Linked DNA regions of Homo sapiens: region 2 is linked to region 1. Evidence: chromatin loops called from intact Hi-C (ENCODE). Cell type or tissue: PC-3. All regions are shown on one strand.

The links. Hi-C counts contacts between places; a loop is a spot of excess contacts. Peaks named below come from ENCODE experiments on the same cell type or tissue, not always from the same donor. Only the 100,000 strongest peaks of a DNase experiment are listed, where the experiment ranks them.
Region 2: it touches region 1 in a loop (4-fold over the local background); 2 of 110 quality-filtered maps call a loop at or near these places.

The regions. Positions count from the first base shown.
Region 1 is chr14:96,582,198-96,587,197 of GRCh38, reverse strand. No RefSeq gene overlaps it. Among named protein-coding and RNA genes, the nearest start is that of PAPOLA, 82 kb to the right of the region's middle. In PC-3, a CTCF peak has its summit at 2,791 (motif pointing left); a DNase peak (open chromatin) is centred at 2,817; H3K27me3 peaks cover 506 bases.
Region 2 is chr14:97,177,605-97,182,604 of GRCh38, reverse strand. No RefSeq gene overlaps it. Among named protein-coding and RNA genes, the nearest start is that of LINC02304, 25 kb to the right of the region's middle. RefSeq lists enhancers at 1,959-2,253, 1,659-2,858. In PC-3, a CTCF peak has its summit at 2,190; DNase peaks (open chromatin) are centred at 2,094 and 3,654; H3K27ac peaks cover 3,714 bases.

The DNA.
Region 1 (5,000 bases):
CGTACTCGCTTTTGCAGCGGGTTAAGCAGCGTTTCTGTTGTCTGGAGCTGAAAGCAGCCTCCTTGACACCAGGACTCAGAGCTGGGATCAGCGTGAACTAGGAGTGACAGGGGAGCCAGACCGGCTGCTCCAGCTTCCCCCTGGCCCTGAGCCCTGTGGCTTGTCTTACTGAAGACACGTTGGTCAGTTTCTGCTGCAAAAAACTGCTCTTTCCTTCACTTCTAGGCCATGAAGGGAAAACTGTTTCCTAAATAACTGTCTTACCCTGGTTTAAATAAGTCTCCCACAAAATGGCCAGAGACTGACGTTTCCTTTTTACACAGTCAAAAAAGAAAGCTCCCCACCCAACTGTCCATCAATAGAGGGTAATTAAGTTCATTCAACTACAGCCATTTGATAGCTGTGTGCACAGCCGCTAAATTGATGCTGACAGATGATGCTTAAAGACACGGGAGATGCTTTGTATATTACTATTAAATGAAAGAAAAAAATACAGGTTACAAAACTCTATGTATGCAGTATGATCATATACATATATTTTTTTTAATATGCACACACATAAAATAAGACTGGAAGGAAACACCACAGTGTTTGGGTGGTGGAATTTGGGGTAATATTTATTGTCGACTTTATACTTCTGCACATTTTTCAAGTTTTCTACAATAAGCATATATTATGATTGTAACTTAAGAACTAGAGTGAAGACTCTGAGGACATACTTGGCAGCCCTGGGGGAAACACTTCGAGGGAGAGGAAAGGAAAATCTTTCACGTTTCCATCAAGGTCCAGGGCTCCAAGCACCCACAGACGCCACATTGAGCCAGAGTGAGCGTCCGGGTGTTTCTGGCAAGTGCAGAAGGAAAAGTCAGAAGCGCAAGATTCTGGGGTCCAGGAACCTTTCAGGGTGTGCAACAGCCTCCTCCTCTCCCTCTGCCTCCATCAAGTCTACCTCCCACCAGATCTCTGCGGTTCCCTCTCTCAGACTGAGCAGCAGCAAAGCCCCCGTAAAATATCTGGTGTCAAAGCTGACCTCGCACAATCCGATTCCTTGGGAGTCCCTCATACTCAGGGAGTTTGGCACGTGGGAGGTTAATTCTCTTATCAAAACTGTACAAAATCCTAATTTTGCAGAGTGGCAATTTGGGGGAAAAAAAACCCAGCAATGGGAAAATGTTGGTTATGCAGCACTAGACATTCAGTTCTCAGGGGATCAATTATAAAAACACTCATTCAGCTATTTCTATTCAAATGAACACCTGAAGAGGAGGCCTCAATGGTTTTAAAAGTGTGTGGATATTACTGGATAAATGTTAGTCCAATAAAAGAGATCATCATCCGCTATTTGTGTACATTTAAGTTGACACTAAAAAGATCTTTGTGGAGTATCGCTGCGGCTGCTGCTTTTTCTGCATGCATCTTTTTATCTCCTATTCCCTTAACACTTTAGCAACTGAAGAAAACAGACCAAATGTGGCTGGTCATGGTTTTCTTCTCCTTCTCCTTCTTCCCCCAAGATTAAAGGGACACGGGTGTTGCGAAGGCCACACCTGAAGTGGGCAGCCTGGTTGCTCACACTGATGAATATGTAATGTCCTGCTTGGAGGCGCAGTCACGAACTCCTAATAAGAATTCACGAGTCTGTGTTTGAAAACAGACATTTGCATTTGCCCTGCGGTCACAGTACATGGACCATTCTTATTCAAAAATTTATTTTTTTCTTCTTCTTTTTAAGACCTGAAAATATTCTATGCCCTCTCTCCCCACCAACACACAGATACACACACCCTTCTTTCTACGTTCTCTTTAAACAGAAATTAAGATACGGAAGCCCAGAAAGCCCAGCAGCCCCCACTCCTGCAGCCGCTGGGCCTGGGGCGGGAACTGCAGCTCCCAGAGAGACGGAGACCCCTCCAAACCTGCTTCGAGCAGATACTAGTTTTCTCTCAAGTCCAAGGGCTTTCTTGGTCCAGAATGAAATGCAGAATTTTTAAAAAGGGGAGTAAAACAACATGGGGAGAGTACGTTGAGGGTCAACAAGCCCACTGAAGTGAAGCCAGGGTGTGTAATCCACTTGGCGGCTATAGGAACCTGCCTGGCCCAGGGCTGGGACGCTGTGCCCCAAGTTCCCGGGGGCAATTTGGTGGTGGCAGGCGTTTCCCGGTCAGTGGCTGTGGTTTATGCAGTTCAATTTCCCGGAAAAACAGCACCCCACCGGTCACTTTTAAAAACACTTTAAAAAGGGGCCTTTTTTGCCTGTGACTCCTGAACCTCTAAGTCCTTAGCAATGTCTAGAGGGCAAGAGTGCCACCATTCGAGGTACAAGGAACAGAGCATGAACACCCCATGTTGATTTGGGTCTCTCCTCCTCTGCAGCTTCCTCAATAGAGCACAAAGCTCTTGGCCTCTTCTACCCAGGGGTCCCCACCCTCCCTCAGTCCTCACAGGCCCCCCAGGCTGGCCACACTGACTGCATGGACGTGGCTGCACTCAGCCTCCCTGCGCCCCTCCTTCCTGAGGGGTTGGCCGAGGTTAAATGCTGATCCCACAAATGTCCGGGTTTTGAGCATTCCTTCTAATTACAGGTGTTCAGAGAGCCATTTGCGTGCCTTGTGAAAATGGTGCTTTCTTGGGGCCAGGCTGTGGTCAGTTAGTATCGTCCTTGCTTTAGCTAAGGGTGGGCAATGTCCACACAGCCAGGGAGGCAAAGCATAAGAGCAGGGAGTGCTGCGCCCGCTCCGGGGCTCCCTCAGCCGGCCAAGCCGCTAAGCCAGGAAGATTCCTTTGCGGCTGCCCACAGGCCGGCCCAACCAAGCCCCCATTTCAGGGCTAACAGTGACACCTGCAGTTTAACCTGCCACATGTCACTCTGCGGGACAACTGCCCTGGGAGGGGGCTGAGGGACCTTGGGCCACCTGGCCACCAATGCCCTTGCCAGGGGTCCCCAGGGAGAGGCTGAGGAGACTGAGTTCTCTGGGCCTGGTATAGGAGCTAGAGAGAGGGCAGACCCACCTGCTGTTCTGGGAGGAGGCCACAAGGCAACAGTTTCTAGCCCCGAGACTCCAGAACCCAGCACCTGTGCCTGTGACTCTCCCCACTCAGCCACCAACCTAAGAAAGCCAAGGCCATGGGAACTTGCTGGGTGGGGAGGCAGCAGGGACCAGAGAACACCAGTCGCCACAGTGGCAGCATCCAAACAGGTTTTACTGAGAGCCAGCTCTGTGCTGCACTAGCTCACCTTCCCCCTGCTCCTCTCAGCAAGGCGCGACCACCTGGCCCAGTGCCCTCACTTTACAGCCCGGAAGACTGAGGACCACAGAAGGGAGGTGGCTTGGTCAAGGTCATCTAGGGAGATGGCACCTAAGTCTGGTCTGCAGCCTCAGCCTACCTGCAGGACAGTGCTCAGGACTGCCATGGCGACATGCTCAGGACTTGATCAGGCGACATGCCCTTCCTGGCGTGGCCACCATGGGACAATGCATGCACAGCTTTCCATAGACCATCTCCTCAACACCACCACCCGCCCTCCCCCAACACACACTCACATGCTTGCACACACACACGCACATAGGCACACACACCGAGAAAAGACAGCAGGTCCAAGATGAATTATCTGAATCCAGCCCCAGCTCCCAAAGCATGGCCCCAACAGCCGCGGCTCCATTTCCTCCCCTGCACTCGCTCACAGAAATCTGAGAGCCAGGACACAGGGAGTTGAGAATGAAAATGAACCGATGCAAAGATTTCTTTATAACTTTTCTCAATATTCTGCTGATTGCTAGCTCAGTAGCAGATGTGGTGTGCTTAATGATGCATAGAGAAGCAGCAGCCCCTGATCCCTAAATGAACTTCTTATCTCTAAATATATACAGGGAAAGCTATATAAACTCAATTTAGCCCCTCTGCTCTTCCAGCTACCCCGATCGAGGAGTGGAAGGAGAGAGTGGGTGCCTGGAAGACCTGGCAGGGGCAGATGGAGGGCAGGGAGAAGGTGGGGAGGCTGCAGTGGCATCCGGCCACTGTGCTCACCGCCCCCCAGTGACTGAGCTGGCCACACAGACAGGCAGCCCACCTTCCTATTTCCCAGGGTGAGGGGGTGGTTTGAGGGGCTTCCTCCTGAGAAAGCCTTCAGTGGCAGGAGCAGCAATAGCAACAAAAACCTTCACCAGCAAAACCTCTCTCTGTTTAGCCATTTCCATTAAGGTGCCGCATCTGTATGTAGCAAGATTCAGCAAGTTCTTACAACTCAGGTTCTCGGTAAAGGGGTTAAAACGCTTTGGCCCTGAGCCTTCCTCGCTTGGTGGCATCCACTGTGTGCAGGTGCGAGGCCAGAGTCCCAGGGAGGACCCAGGGTCCAGCAGGGACAGATGTGAGTTCCAAGTGCAGGTGTGTGCCAGAGGCAGACACACTGGGCTGCAGGAACACAGAGGGGAGCCCTAGATCCTCCTCTCTGCACCCCCCACCCCCAGGAACGCCCAAAGGGCAGAAGAAGCAGCAGGTGCGAAGGCTTGGCAGGCAGGAGAACACCAGGCCTGCTCAGGAGCTGTGGTAAGTCTGGACACGGGATGATGGGTGTAACAGAGGGCCCAGGGGCAGGGGAAGCAGGACCTCCGACACCGTGTGAGGAGCCTGACCTTCATCCTGCAGGAGGTGAAGGGGATGCTTGGCCTAGTTCTAGGTCGCTGCTGATACATAAAAGCTGCTGCTGCCATGCTGAGTGGGTGAGCAGGAGGGCGGGGCTCGGGTTCAACACTCAAGTCCCAGAGTTCCCAAGAGGCCAGCCCAGGGCCTGGCCAAGTCACTTCAAATAGCTGTTTAGCCCAGATGGCCTGTTAATCTTGAAGGAAACCCAAAGAAGCACAGAGACACAGTTGAAATGGGAGTAAGAGCACCCAATGCCCATCCACGGCCAAAGGAAAGCTTATGCATATGCAACATGGGCCCACTCCGAAGGCTTTTCCATTAGCCGCGTGGAGACACTGTGGCCAGGTTGGGGGAATCTA
Region 2 (5,000 bases), 600 kb before region 1:
AAAATTTCTTTAACGTCAATTTTGCTGTTTTTCATCCTAAAACCTATGTAGATTTTATTATCTTGCTCTCTCTGTGTTTCCTTCCATTATTTTCTTATTTAAGCTTTCTATTTTTGCCTCTCTGTCATCATGTCAGCCTGCTTTTGTTTTTTTCTTGAGATTTTTTGCTCTTTTTCCAGAGACTTCATCTTCATTATGCTATTAAGGATTTTAAACATTTAAAAAATTTTAGAAAACAAGAAAGAAAGTTATCCTAGATGCCTTAAGGTGTGAAAGAGAAGCATCTATTCTATCAGATGCAAAATCTCTGGTAGAGATGTATGTGTGTATATGTGTGCGTGTGTGCAAGTGTGTGCTATACATGTATCTGTGTACTATATATGTATATGTGTGTACTGCATGTGTGGATATGTGTGTCTGTGTGTATTTATGTGTACTATGTGTGTGTACTCTATGTGTGTATTTGTGCATGTGTATGTGTGAGTACTGTGTGTACATGTGTGTACTGAGTGTATGTGTGTGTACTGCATGTGTGCACGTGTGTGTATTTGTGGATTTGCATGTATTTGTGCATATGTATGTGTACATGTGGGTACTGTGTGTGTATTGCATGTGTGTACACTGTGCATGTACATACAGAGTGTGTACTATGTGTATTTGTTCATATGTGTGTATGTGTACATGTGTGTAGTGTGTGTACTGCATGTGTGTACATACAGTGTGTATATTTGTGCATATGTGTGTATTTGTATATGTGGGTACTGTGGGTATACTGCATGTGTGTATGAGCATACTGTCTGTGTGTATTCATGCGTATGTGTGCATGTGTACACGTGGGTACCGTGTGTATACTGCATGTGTGTATGTGTGTGTACTGTGTGTGTATATATGCATATGCATACATGTGGGTACTATGTGTGTGTACTGTATGTGTGTCTGTGTGTGTACTGTGTGTGTATTTGTGCATATGTGTGTATGTGTACATGTGGGTACTGTGTATACTGCATGTGTGTATGTATGTGTACTGTGTGTGTATTTGTGTGGATGTGTGCATGTGTACATGTGGGTACTGTGTGTATACTGTGTGTGTGTGTGTGTGCTGTGTGTGTATATGTGCATATGCATACAGGTGGGTACTTTGTGTGTACCGCATGTGCGTGTGTACTGTGTGCATATTTGTGCATATGTGTGTATGTGTACATGTGGGTACTGTGTGTACTGCATGTGTGTATGTGTGTGTGCTGTGTGTGTATTTGTGTGTATGTGTGCATGTGTACATGTGGGTACTGTGTGTGCCGCATGTGTATGCACAGTGTGTACTGTGTGTATTTGTGCGTATATGTGCATGTGTACATGTGGCGTGTTTGTGTGTGTGTGTATGTGTGTGTGTGTGTGTGTTGCAGAATGGGTGAGAAGAAGCTAAATGACGTTCCACAGAAGAGGACACCCCTGCTTCCATGTCCTGTCTCAGGGAGCCAGGTTCCGAGAAGGCTGCCTTCGCCTTCCTCACCACCCACTCCTGTCGCACCAACCTTCCGGGATGATCCCGCTCTTCCATGACTGGCTGGCTCTGCGGGAGGAAGGGTGCGGAAGCTCAGCAGCGGGCGACTTCACAGGAAGCTTGCCAGGCTGCCGCGGAAGCCACAGAGCGGGAGCTTGGATGTCAAGGTTTGGGAACTAAAAATACGAAGTGAATCTGCAGTGGGCAGATGCAGAGGCCGTTGCTCCCGTGGACGGTGTGCTGCCCCCCACCAGAACCTTCCAGAGGAAAGGGGGTGCCCCATGCCTATCATCCATGGAGGCGCCGAGGCCGTGTGGGACACGCTTTTCCATGCTGGAGTCTTCACTGTGCTTCCTTCAGGAGCTGGAGGAAAAAGACGCGGAGTGTCCTTTGGAACTTCACTGAGTGTCCTTTGGAACTTCACTGAGTGTCCTGTCCACTCAGTGAAGGTGACCCAGGCCCCCCTCATTGGAGGGTCCACACATGGTCCCAGGAGGAGCCTTTGCCGCCCGGCTCCAGGGATGACTCAGGGAGCGCTTTTCCCGTTTTAGCTGCTGCCATGTGTCATCTGATGTGACTAACGTTTCTCCTTGTGATGAGTCACCCAGCCAAGCACAGGAAGACGTGCCTTCAGAAATGCAGGGTTTGAAAGAAGATCCGCTAGGTGGCATGGGCAGGGTGGGGGACGCTCTTCAGCAGCACTTCATTCCCTTTTCAAGGGCCCCTCAACCAACGTCAAGGTCCCTCTGAGTTGTTGGAGGGTGGGCTGGTGGTTCCTGTGACCATGGCCCCCAGGCTGTTTTGGGGAAGCTGGCAGGGGGAACATAGTAGAGTGTGTTCATGAAGGGAGCCAGATATTATGTGTGGGTCCTTTTTCTTAATATTGATAACTTGCAAAGATGTTGACTTCACAAGTAGACCTTAGATTCAGCAAACCCAAAATACTACAGTAGGAAAGACACTGGCTTTTTGTAGATTTCAGAATGTTCAAGGTTGTGGCCTTGGGAATCGGTGCATTCAAACTCTTGCTTTCTAGATGATGAAACCCTGATTCTCAAAACTGCATAAGGTATCCCACCTCCGAGCTTCCACTGCAGTCCTTATCAATGCATTAATGCAGTCCTACTGTCATTGAGGTAGTGTATTATTTCGTTCTCACACTGCTGTAAAGGACTGCCTGAGACTGGGTAATTTATAAAGGAAAGAGGTTTAAATGACTCACAGTTCTGTATGGCTGGGGAGGCCTCAGGAAACTTACAGTGGTCGTGGAAGGGGAAGCAAACACGTCCTTCTCCACAAGATGGCAGGAAGAAGTGCTGAGCAAAAGCAGGGAAAGCCCCTTATGAAACCATCACATCTTGTGAGAAGTCACTCACTGTCATGAGAACAGCAGCATGGGGTGACCTCTCCCATGATTCAGTTACCTCCCACCAGGTCCCTCCCATGACACATGTGGATTATGGAAACTACAATTCAAGATGACATTTGGGTTGGGACACAGCCAAACCATATCAGAAGAATGCCCCTCCAAAGATGTCCACGTCCCAATCCCTCAAACCTGTGACTATGTTACCTTAGATGGCAAAGGGAACTTTGTAGATGTGAGTAAGTTAAGGATGTTGAGATGGGAACATGATTCCAGATTATCTGGATGGCTTGATGTAATTACAGTGGTCCTTATAAGAGGGAGGCAGGGGTGTCAGACTGAAGGGACAAGAGGTGATAAAATAAACAGAGGTCATAGTGATGAAGGGCCATGAGCCAAGGAATATGGGCAGCCTCTAGAAGCTGGAAAAGACAAATAAGTGGATTCTCTCCTAGAACCTCCGGAGAGGAACACAGTCCCATTCTGGATTTCTGACCTGCAGAACAGTGAGATAAATTCACGTTGTTTCAAGCCACTAAGAAGGTGATGATTTGTTATAATGGCAACAGAAAACTCATACAGTCCGTTTCTCTGAATTATCAGTTTCTTCCATGAGGCTGAGAGCAAAGTTGAAAGCAAGAGCTGTGCCGCATTTGTATCTGTGACTGCAGATCTTGTAGGCTTGGCTCATAGTAGACGTTCAGTTAACATGCATGAGCCCACACGACCCTTAAAGGGAAGATGACTGTCCCTGAAGCCACATCCTGCTTCCTTCATCACCATTGTGTAGAATCGACCCTTAGTGTTTGGGAAAGGAGCCAGAGAACAGAGATTACACTCAACCCAGTCCTACCTCTATGTCATAATTTTGGCTGCAAATCACTGAATATTTCCCAATATGCCAGGAACAGAGCAAAGTTATTTCTCTGACTTAATTTAATCCTCACAAAACCACTATGTATGGTAGGTTTACTATGATTCCTATTTTTCAGTGTGAGAATGAGGCTTGGAGAGAAAAAGAGTAAGTAAAATGAAATAAAACCTTGCAGTTCCACCTGACTCTGAAGTCCTTGCTTCTAACCCCTGTGCTGTGCTCATCCTCTTTGAACTTCTGTTCCTAACCTGGTATTACAGAGATTAACACCCATCTGAAAGAGTGTGAGAGAACACATTTATTCATTCATTAGTTCAAGAAGTTCTACGGGGTATCAGCCTGATTCCAGACACCGGCACTGGGGAATATAGCGGCGAACAAAGTGAGCCCCTGTCCTGAGGAAGTGAGAAGAGAGACATCCTATGCAAATAACAAATGTATCATATAAAATAGCATCAGCTAAAGGCTATGAAGAACATTTTTAACTAAATAAAATAATGTTATAGAAGTTAACCTTCTGCCCAACACATAGTAGGTGCATGAAAAAATGTTTGCTGAGTTTCTGAATGGGCATAAGGGATACTGAATAGATTCCCTCACTCTGAAACATCTACTGTCCCCTGGTGCCAGGCCAGGTGGGCTGGGGGTGGACATCCAATGGGACCCTTGTCCTTAGAAGCAGATACTGAGCCAGAATCTTTGGTGTGATGACAGTACTGCACCAATGGCAATTAACTTATGCCTAACCCCACAAAGCCAGAGACAACACTGTTAATAACACTGCCTTCCTCTTCCCAGGGCTCTTCTCCGTGATTCAGCCTCTCATCCTCCAGTCTGTCTCAGCAGTGATTTTTGATCCCCAAACCAAGCCAAATCCATTTTATTTTTCATTATTCAAGGAAAAGCCACTGATATGGTTTGGGTTTGTGCCCACCCAAATCTCAGCTTGAATTGAAATCCCCATGATCCCCACATGTTGTGAGAGGGGCCCAGTGGGAGGTAATTGAATCATGAGGGTGGTTGCCCCATGCTGTTCTCATGATAGTGAGTGAGTGAGTCCCATGAGATCTGATGGTTTTACGTGTCTGGTATTTCCCCTGCTTGCCCTCACTCCGTCCTGCTGCCCTGTGAGGAAGGTACCTGCTTCCCCTTTACCTTCCGCCGTGATTGTCAGTTTCCTGAGGTCTCCCCAGCAATGCAGAACTGCGAGTCCATTAAACCTCTTTCCTTTATAAATTACCCAGTCTTCGACATTTCCT